2 separate regions of the Homo sapiens genome follow, and region 2 is linked to region 1. A link is an interaction called in ENCODE POLR2A ChIA-PET data of the cell type or tissue named here. Cell type or tissue: OCI-LY7. All regions are shown on one strand. Each heading gives the region's core, and the rest is flanking DNA. Links, peaks and the distances in the headings are about the cores only. Region 1 overlaps ZCCHC7 (zinc finger CCHC-type containing 7). Region 2 has its middle 41 kb from the start of PAX5.

Region 1 (5,389 bases), core at 160-5,159:
AACAGCCTTCTGTAGGCTGTAGTTCCAATGCCAGTTTCCTTTACAAAACCTTTGCAGTCTTACTCAGAACTGTCCAGTGTGTGTGCCAAACATTGGACTGTCTGGGAACTGAGTAGTTGTCTACTCCATAGTTTAGCTCTCAGAGTCTGTGGTATGTTATTTTAGGATCAACCTTATGCAGGCATAGTTTGGAAGGGTGAGCACAAACTTCATGGGGCCACTTTCCTATGCTTCTCCTTCTTCATAATCTCTCTGGTACTTTTTGGTTGCCTAATCCTCCCCTCTTTATACTTCCAGCTACAGAGCTGGAGCTTGCTTTAGTTACTCTCTTCTGCTGCACATTTCTTGCAGCTGTGCCCATACTGGGGCCAAGTAGCAAGAAGACAGAGAAAAAAATAAGCAAAAAGAATTCTTGCTACCCTCTTGATGATGAAGGTTTGTTCCCTCAGAGTTTTAGACTTCTGCAGACCCCACTGCTGCTGCTGTCACTGCTTCCACCACCATCTTGTTTGCTCAGGGGCTGGGTATGGAGGATGTTGAAAAGAATAAAAAAAATGCCTAGGGAATTTTCTTCATTCTATCTAAGTATTAGGAGATTCTGTTCCTGCTCCTCAAGCTAGAACTAGAGGCTTCTCCTGGAGTTCTCTTTGTCTATCCCTGAGTGCCTGCTTCCAGATTTCAGCTGCTTTGAGTCTAGGGCAGGAGATACTAAAGGGGGAAAAATACTAAATCATCTGTTTGATATTAATATGAATTCTTATTTTATTCCCCAGTCTGCCTTAACTAGCTGCTTTATGCATCATCCAGGTTTTCTGGATTCAGTGGAAAAGACAAGGTAGTGTGTGCTTATTCCATCTTACTTGGAATTGGAACTCCTGGTATATTTGGAAATCAACAAAAATGTTAAAACGTAAGAAACAATTGTAACTCTAATGTATGGGTTTCCCCATATTCTTTGTTTTATGCTTCATGTTGTTTAAGAATACATGCATTAGGCTGGGCACGGTGGCTCACGCCTGTAAATCCCAGCACTTTGGGAGGCTGAGGCGGGTGGATCACCTGAAGTCAGGAGTTCGAGACCAGCCTGACCAACATGGAAAAACCCTGTCTCTACTAAAAAAAAATACCAAATTAGCTGGGCGTGGTGGTGCTTGCCTGTAATCCCAGCTACTTGGGTGGCTGAGGTGGGAGAATTGCTTGAACCCGGGAGGCGGAGGTTGCGGTGAGCCGAGATCGCGCCATTGCACTCCAGCCTGGGCATCAAGAGCAAAACTCCGTCTCAAAAAAAAAAAAAAAGAATACATGCATTAGAACCCACACAAGGAAACTGTCCCGTTTCAGGGTACACCTTTTATGGGTGCAACTAAATGTGCAAATTTAGTAAAACATTTTGGGCACTTGAAGCTATTGCAACTTTTGCTGCCTCAGAGAAGCAGGATAATTAAATTTTTGCCTATGGAAAAAGTAATTTTACCTTAGTTTTATGTCTTTTCTAATTTGTCATAAGATTCTAGGCCAAAGATCTAATAACCATTTTCTAGGAAGTTTCTTTTTGTTTGTTGTACTTATTTGAAGTGCATTAGGTTTCTCTTCTTTTTAATCACCAGTATATTGTTTTGAAAGTATATTGAACATTTTTTGTCATATTTTTTCTCCTTTCTCTTTTATATTTCTTACCTTTTTGTACTTTTTGTTTTTTACACTGTATTTCTTTATTTTAGATTCTTCACCCCTACTCTCCATGTCCCCTACTCCCACCCCACTAAAATGGTGGATAGGATTTATGTAGGGGTGCTGCTCTGAGAGTTTGAACTCTGATTGAGAGACTAATCCCCACCCCCGAAGGCTGTCTGCATCAGCTGTCCCCCTGGCTAATTAGAATTCCAAAGGGCATTAATAACCATTTAAATTAATCCGATTATACCTGCAGTTGCTAAAGGTAAGGTTCAGGCTGTTTAACCCTCTGTTAATGAACGCAAACATGAATCAAAACTGGGTAGGAATTTTACAGTTTATTTTCATTTCTGCCCAAAGGAAGAAAACCATTTCACCTGCTCTTTGTAGCAGTCTAGTTTACAACAATGCAAGGAAGCCTTGCCATTAATTCAGCCTTCATTAAAAGACCAAAGCTAAATTGCTCCATCTTGTGAAAATGCATTTGCATTGTTTGTGAAAGTCCTTTGGGGGCAGAGCTGTAGAAAACCGCCTAACAGCAAATAATCCTTTAGTTAAATGCAAAAGTGTTATAAAGAGCTAAAAATTCTCTTTCTAGCAACTAATGTTGCAATGATAATTTGACAGTAGTGGTCTCCCAAGGGGCATTAAACAGGTGGAAAAAGAGCTACCATTTCAGAACTTTAGTTAAAAAGGAGTGGAAATTGAATGACCAGTATTAAGAGTCAGAAGAAAGTCTATAGGGTTATGTAGTCCAGTTTCTCTCATATAGGAATTTTTTCTCCAACATAGTGGACATGGTTACCTAGTTTCTTTGTAAACATCTCAGTAACAGCAAGTGTTAATAAGGCAGCCCATCTCATAATCAGATAACTTGTTATTGTCAGAGAATCCTGATCTGAAATTAGTAACTATTATTTTTCTTTCATTTTACCCTTTGAGCCATATTGAATTATTTCAGTATAGCTCATTGCCCTCATTCCTATTCCCTGACCTCTCCATATTTTCTTCTTTAGATCAGGTGTGTATTACAGGAGATTTTTGAAATGTAGAAATATATGGAAGAATAAAATGTTCAGTAAACATGATTGTAAGACAGCACTTTTCATACATGGTTGAAGTTGAAAAATTTTAAAGCAAGAAAAGGACCAGAAGAAATATCTTTCCATGTAATTGGCTATTTCTTGAAGAGTTATTCTTTTTGCTGTTAATGTGTGTGTCACCTATGGAAAAGTCTAGATTCAATAACTAAGTCAGAAAAATTGGTTTGAGAAAAAGACATCTACTGGAATCTGTACGGCAGTCCTTCAACAAAGATATCTATTAGTCGATAGATGTCATCCCCAACACCTGTCTACAATGACTCATGTCTTTTCCTGATTACCACTTATAGATTTTTCCCTTTTTAAAAAAACTTTACACAAAATGTAAACTTCATACATTGGGATTATTCTTTAGTCTGGATCTTTTCTTTGAATGAAATAAGCTTTGGGATGCTTATTTAGATGTTCAATGGAACAGTGTGGAGAACAGTAATTGTGTTTGGGCTAAAGAATTAATCCATTTAGTCATGGGAAGCACTACTTAGCTTTCCATAGCAGCTGAATTGTGGTGCAACTTTGGGGCTATTTTAGGATTTTAACCTCAAATAGAAATGAAAGTTTATTTGTATTGATGAACATATGCTTTTGAATAATGAGCCATTGACTTGATTTCAATGAAAGTGAAATTGTTTTTCAATTCAGTTATTTTATGTTTGAACATGAATTGAAAGCTACATCTTTGTATTGCTGAAATTTAAAAAAAATCAATAACTTTAACATTTTAACAGAAAGTGTTTTAATAAGCAATTATTAGGGTGGCTTCAGAAGGGTATTGTAGCTTTAAAAATTTCTGACGGTTATTAGTACACTTTTGTACTGTGTAAATCAGACATTGGAATAAAATTACTTTTATTAACTAAAATTCTCCTACAATAGGAAATTTTACTGCATTTTGACATCTAGCAGGCCAAAGAAAGATGTTCAGAAAGTCTTATTTCTGTCTCAGACCAATAATTATCCCATATTTTGTATAAAACATTCTTTAAAATTGTTAGTTTAGATGATCACACAAAAGTAACTTTTCCAAGGGATGTAAGTTGCCTGCCACTGTACTACAGTCTGGCAGGTTCTACAGCCTGGAGAAAAATCTAGTAGCCTTTTAAAAAAAAAAAATTGTGTTAATAATAGCCTGTTTATGTTGTTGGATTTTCTGCTGTTTCATGTACAATTTTATATGAGCTACCAATTAATGCAGTTTATATGCAGTTTCTATCCTCAGCAAGGAATGAGGTGGTAATCCTGCCCTGCTCTTACTACAAAAGCTGGGCACATATCTACCAAGGAAAAATTTGTCCGCCTTCAGGAATTTCTTTCTCCCTCTTTCCTAATCAGTGCAAATCCATCAGTCACCTGAAGTCTCATCTCCTCCATGAAGCTTGTCCTGTGTGACCCTTGTAACCTGATATCCTCATCTTTAAAATTATTATTTGAATGCCTCATCCCTTTCCCTCTTACAGCGTTTTCATTATGATTTTCAGGTTCACACTCAAACTCAGACATTGCTGATGTTCTTTGAACTCCTCTCTGGCACTTAACTTGCCTATCCCACACAATTAAGCACTCTGACCAATTTTGTAGTTAGGGTGAAGTTTTCATACAAATGTGGATATATTGAAGACAAACTCTAAAAAATTGGGTACTTGCTATGCTAGGATAGTGGCCTTTAATATATTAAAGAATATTTCTCTTTTTGAGTTAGCATTTTTAATAGAAAATTAGATAATGGTTAAAACTCAAATTGGAGTACTTGATTCCTGGTGATTTAAGAGATGATACAGAGGTCCTATAAGAGACTTTAGAGCTTACTTACATATCGTAAGTGGTAGGTCAATGTAGAGTTAAGTAGCAACGGCCTTGCAACTCAAGAGCAAGACTGTTAGATAATATAGGTAGAGAATCAAGCAGGATGAAGCAGTGTATTTAGTATAGGGAATGGAATTATTTGGAGTAATGGTACTGGGAAAACATGTCTGAACAGATAATAGAGAGTGTGTGGGGTTAAGACAGACTCTAGTGGCACTGGGAGGATTGGGATAGAGCTTGGTGTTGCACAGATATTGTGCCTTAAGCTTAAGTGATGTATTGATGATTTTCATGGAGCATTTATTCTTTTTAAAGGGAAGATTTATTTGGGTGTTGTCCTGGTTAACTTCAGGAAGGCTTCTGTGTGAAATTATGCTGGAATTCGTTTTAAGGATGTAAATCCTATAAATCCACAGCTTGGGTGACAAATTGAATCTCTAACAAATAGAAGGAATTTAAGAGAAAAATCCTGTTGTCAAAGAATAGCTGATATTACAAACAGTTATTATATATACAAATTCTCTATCCAAAGGATGTCTTTGTATGTTGTTGAGATCATTGTCACTGCTTACTCTCAGGTGGGTATAGCAGAACAAGAACTCAGATTTCTTGGATTCTCTTTTTTCTTTTTTTTTTTTTTTTTGAGATGGGGTCTCACTCTATTGCCCAGGCTAGAGTGCAGTGGTGTGATCTCGGCTCACTGCAACCTCCACCACCCGGGTTCAAGCTATTCTCATGCCTCAGCCTCCCTAGTAGCTAGGATTACAGGCGTGCACCACCACACCTGGCTAATTTTTGTATTTTCAGTG
Region 2 (5,389 bases), core at 296-5,295, 120 kb before region 1:
TTGTAATGAGAATATTATCATGTATGTAGTTTAATTTATAATATATATTTTTAAATTTCATTATTTCATAAGGAAAGGCGGTCTCCAAGAAAAATTAAAAGCCATCTCTATGAATTTCCACATTTTCAAGAACGATTTCATAGGCTGGTTGAAAATTGTGTGCTCTCTCCATCACTTTGCAATTTGAAGAACTGCAAAATCATGAATAATACAAAAGGATGTTAAACTTTTCAACAAATCCAGATGGGTACCAATGTCATTGAGAATTCCTGAGAATCACCTTGATTGCTGCTTCAGACCTAGGAGCCTGAATTGAATATCACTTACCAGTTGGAAGCTATTGGCTTAAGTGACAACAGTTTCTACAATAACATTGGTATCTATATTGTTTACTTTTAAAATTGTACAGACACTAAGTTTGTGCAAATAAAAAACATCCAAACTTTAACATTCAGTCACTTCCCTTGCTAGCCTTCTATTTCTTCTCCCTTATCATTTAGACGTTGGTGCAAATAGAAAGAGTGATGGATTGTGAAATGTAGGCCAGTTTTTTCTTTTGAGACGGAGTTTCGATCTTGTTGCCCAGGCTGGAGTGCAGTGGCACAATCTCGGCTCACTGCAACCTCCACCTCCTGGGTTCAAGCGATTCTCCTGCCTTAGCCTCCCCAGTAGCTGGGATTACAGGCGTGTGCCACCACACCTGGCTAATTTTTGTGTTTTTAGTAGAGACAGGGTTTCACCTTGTTGGGCAGGCTGGTCTCAAACTCCTGATCTCAGGTGATCCACCCTCCTAGGCCTCCCAAAGTGCTGGGATTATAGGTGTGAGCCACCACACCCGGCCTGCAGGCCAGTTTTAACACTAACCTTTGCTGGGGCCTTGCAAATCTCTTCATTTTGCATCTTAGTTGTCCCTTCTGCAAAATGAGAGAGTTGGACTAGATGTCCCTTTCAGCCATGATTCTAGGGCTTCCATTGTTCCACACAGTCACTGGATGAAGAGACACTGCCAATGCAAAGACTGAGCCGCCATGAGAACTCATGTTATGTCTTGCAACTCTTGAGGCTGGGTATAATGTAGGCCTAAAGTCTTTACTTCCAATCTTAGGTAGCAGGGAAATGTGTCCATTTGTGGGTTATGCTGCTCATCATACGTCTAATCCCCGTCTCCCCACACCATGCTAGTCCTGGATATTCAGAGTCAGGGCTTGTTTGTCAACACAGAAGACTCGCACACTTGTGATGCTTTTGCTTATCCTGTTCCTTTGCCAGAAGATCCCCCTGCTTCTCTACCTAGCAAACTCTCATTCATTCTTTTAATTTTGTCTTTTAATTTTATATTTTGACATAATTTCACATTTGGAGAAAAATTGCAAAATCTGTACAAAGAATCCTCATATACCTTTACGCAGATCCCCAAAATGTTAACTTTTTACCACACTCCTCTGTCTCTCTCTCCCTCTAGCTCCCAGAATTTTTTTTCTGAGCCACTTAAGCATCAGTTTCAGACATGATGCCCCTTTACTCCAGGTAGTTCAGTGTGCTCGACCTGAAAAATAAAACCAAGACATTCTCTTACATAACCACAATGTAAATATAAAAATTGGGGAAATAATGTTAATGCAGTACTGTCCTCTAACCTAGATCTGGATGTTGCCAATTGTTCCTTTAATGCGGTACAGTTCCTCGGTCTTTCTTTGCATTTCCTGCCACTGACAGTTTTGAAGAGATAAGTCCAGTATTTTTAGAGTGTACCTCATGGTTATATTCAAGTTACGCACTTTTGATGTGAATGCCATAGAAGTAATGTGCTGTTTTTCTCAATGAATCACATCTCACTTTTTAAAGTGAAAGTCATTCTTCAATCTCCTCCATTCCTACTCCCCTCCTAAGAGGTAAATAACCACTGTTAACGATTGGTATTCATCTAGTATTTTGTCTATGCACTTATATACACACATATCTATACACAGGCACACTTGTACCCTTTAAAAACATAATAAAATGAGAACACTATATCCTTACTGCTCTGCAATTTACCTTTTTTCATTTAAGTGTACGTCTTTGGCAATCTTTCCATGTCAGTGCATGCAGATTCCCTTTATTCTTTTAAAAATGGCATATATATATGTATATATATGCCACATATGTGTATATATATATACACACACATATATATACATATATATACATATATATACATATGCCACATATGTGTGTGCATATATATATATATATATATATATATATACACATATATATATATATATATTTTTTTTTTTCCCCTAGAGACTGCCTCTGGCTATGTTGCCCAGGCTTGTCTCAAACTCCTGGGCTCAGGCAATCTGCCCTCCTCAGCCTCCCAAAGTGTTAGGATTACAGGTGTGAGCCACTGTGCCCAGCCAAACGTGGCATAATATTTTTAAATGGTATAAATGTGTTCTTGTTTAGTTTGTTCCCTACTAATGAATATTTCCATTTTTTCTATCACAATGTTTGTACACACATTTAAGAACATACCTCATTTATAATTGTGATAGATGCTATTAAATAGCTCTCCTAACACACTTTTCCAGTTTGTATTCTCATCTACTGTGCATGAGATAATTTGCATTTTTCTGACTGTTAGTGATGCAGAGCACCTATTCACGGCCTTTGGGTTTCCTGTTCTGTGAATTGCCTGTTAGTGGTCTTTGCTGTGAGAATGCTGAATTGTCCGTCTTTGTCTGACTACTTATTTCTCCAGGCCTCACTCATTTCTGTTCCTCTGCAGAGGCTTCTCCACGTCCCCTAATCAGCCACTACCCCCTCCTCTGCTGTCCCACAACACTGTTCACACCGTGCCCAGGCCTTCATTTACCAACCATTCCATAAAAAATCTACTCATTCCAAAAGTGTCCACTGTGAGCCTTCTCTGTGCTTGGCCTTGGGCTAGGTGCTGGGTGGAGAGACATGAGCCAGTCATCATAGACTCCATGCTAAAGTTCAGTTTTGATATGCAGCTTTGAGCATAGAAAAGAGCATGAGTTTTAGATCTAGACATAACTTGAGTTGAATTCCAGCTTCACCACTTCCCAGCTGTGTAATTCAGAGCAAGTCACTTGATTACTCCAAGTCTCCATTTCCATACTAGTGAGGTGAGGCTAATCCCTCCCTAAGAGAGTCACTTGAAGCTGGACAAGAGACAATATATCTGAAGTGGTTAGCAAGGGCCTGTTACACAGTAGGCTTGCAGTAAATGAATGGTAGTTGAAAGGCAACTGTTAAGAGGTCAAAATCAGTTAGTTCTCAGAGGTTCTAGGAGCCACCAATAAACTGGAAAATAAAAAGGAAGGAGGTAGCTCCTCTCTTTGCAATGCAAAGGATATGGATGAGTGCCGCTTGCCCAGATCCTGCTACAGAATATCTTTCCTGCTCTCTGCAGCAGATTTCTGCTTTGTCCTGGCCCCTCATCCCAATTCAGCTGCGCATTGTTGTCCTACTACCACTGCCGTGGGAAGAACAGGTGCTTCCCTTCTCAAATAAATGTTGGTCTCTTTAGAAAATACTCTGTAAGAAAGACTTCAGGATATTTGTGCATGCTGTCACCCATGATTTCAAGAAGTAGGGGCTGGGCACTGTGGTTCACACTGAGGCGGGAGGACTGCTTGAGACAGGAATTCAAGACCAGCCTGGTTAACACGGCGAGATCCCATCTCTACAAAATGTTTATAGTTTTAAATTAGCCAGGTGCAGTGTGGTGATGCACGCCTGTAGTCCCAGCTTCCTGGGAGGCTCAGGTGGGAAGATCTCTTGAGCCCAGGAGGTTGAGGTGCCAGTGAGCTGTGTTTACACCACTGCACTCCAGCCTGAGTGACAGAGTGAGATACTGTGTCGAAAAAAAAAAAAAAAAGAAAAGAAAAGAAAAGAAAAAAAGGAGAAATGGGGAGTAGAGACAGCTTCAATTAGAAAGAGAAATGCTGTGTATGTGGAGAGAGGCTGAGGTGGAAAGTTTCCCTGAAGACCCAAAACTGCCGCAGAGTAGGGTGAGTGGGTATATGTTAGAAGGACAGGGAGAAGGGCTTTACAGGCAGTGGAGTGTTCTCTGCAAAGGCACAGGTGTGGGAGGGCATGGTGTGTTCTGGCAACTGCTCAGGATTCAGTGTCAACGGTAGGCAGATGTCAGCTCATGAAGTGCCTTTTATGCCATCCAAAGGACTCTAGGTTTGAAGACATAAACTAAACGGGGAGGCTGAAGCATTCTGAGCATGGGAAAGTAGGAAATCTTTGTTGAATGCATGTGTGACAGTGGGAAGACGGGACATGGTAATTAGGAGTACAGTCATGTGTCATTAAAGACTGGGATATGTTCTGAGAAATGCGTCATTAGCCAACTTCATCGTTGTATAAACATTGAGTGTATTTACAGAAACCTAGATGGTATAGTCAACTACACATCTAGGCTATATGGTAGAGCATAGTGCTCCTAGGCTAGAAAACTGCATGTTACTGTACTGAATGCTATAGGTGATTGTAACACAATGGTAAGTATTTGTGTATCTAAACATGAAAAAGGTAAAATAAAAATATGATAAAATAACCTTACGGGGCCACTGTAGTATGTGCAGTCTGTTTTTGACTGGAACGTTATTAAGCAGCACATGACTATATGTCCTAAGCTTATGGCCTTCTATAAGTGTTACTTAGTCTTTCTACATCTGTTCCTTTTTTTCTTTCTTTTTTTTTTTTTTTTTTTTGTGAAATGAGAATTTAAAAAAATCAACTTGAAAGTGTTGGCCAGGCTCTGTGGCTCACACCTGTAATCCCAGCACTTTGGGAGGAAGAGGCAGGAGGATTGCTTGAGCCAAGGAGAGCAGAAGTTCAAGACCAGCCTGGGCAACACGGGGATACCACATCTCTATGAAAAGAAAAAGAAAAAGTAGCAGGTCATAGTAGTGTGAGCTTGCAGTCCCAGCTACTTGAGAGGCTGAGGTGGGAGCATCACTTGACTAGAAGGTAGGTTACAGTGAGATGTTATAGCGCCACTGTACTCCAGCCTGGGTGACAGAGCAAGACTCCATCTCAAAAAAAAAAAAAAAAAAAAAAAAATATATATATATATATATATATATATATATATATATATAACCCATAAAGTGTTGTTGAAATTTAAAATATTATATATAATAGATAGACAGGAGTAATACAGGCACTTAATAAAAGCTGAATATTTTTTAAAAGGTGACATTTGTTTTACACAATACACATTACCTAAACAAACAATCATTAATCTGTGAGCTGCTTCTATGCTTCTTTCCTTATCTGCAAAGTGGTTCTCCAATTTTACCCTTTCATAGTACCCTGTCCTCCTTCCCAGCACTTACCATAATGTTAATTAATGTTCTAATTCTTT

Evidence for each region. Peaks named below come from ENCODE experiments on the same cell type or tissue, not always from the same donor. Only the 100,000 strongest peaks of a DNase experiment are listed, where the experiment ranks them.
Region 2: POLR2A ChIA-PET joins it to region 1 with 9 read pairs; 4 of 35 experiments call an interaction of 5 or more read pairs at or near these places.

Annotation. Positions count from the first base shown.
Region 1 is chr9:37,189,742-37,195,130 of GRCh38, forward strand. All of the region lies in intron 2 of ZCCHC7 (zinc finger CCHC-type containing 7), which reads left to right. Among named protein-coding and RNA genes, the nearest start is that of ZCCHC7, 72 kb to the left of the region's middle. RefSeq lists an enhancer at 79-298. In OCI-LY7, for the core only: CTCF peaks have their summits at 2,138 and 2,344; DNase peaks (open chromatin) are centred at 304 and 2,140; H3K4me3 peaks cover 1,828 bases; H3K27ac peaks cover 5,000 bases.
Region 2 is chr9:37,072,322-37,077,710 of GRCh38, forward strand. No RefSeq gene overlaps it. Among named protein-coding and RNA genes, the nearest start is that of PAX5, 41 kb to the left of the region's middle. In OCI-LY7, for the core only: no CTCF peak of the experiment used is centred there; DNase peaks (open chromatin) are centred at 1,720, 2,370, 2,680, 4,970 and 2 weaker places; H3K4me3 peaks cover 3,096 bases; H3K27ac peaks cover 4,632 bases.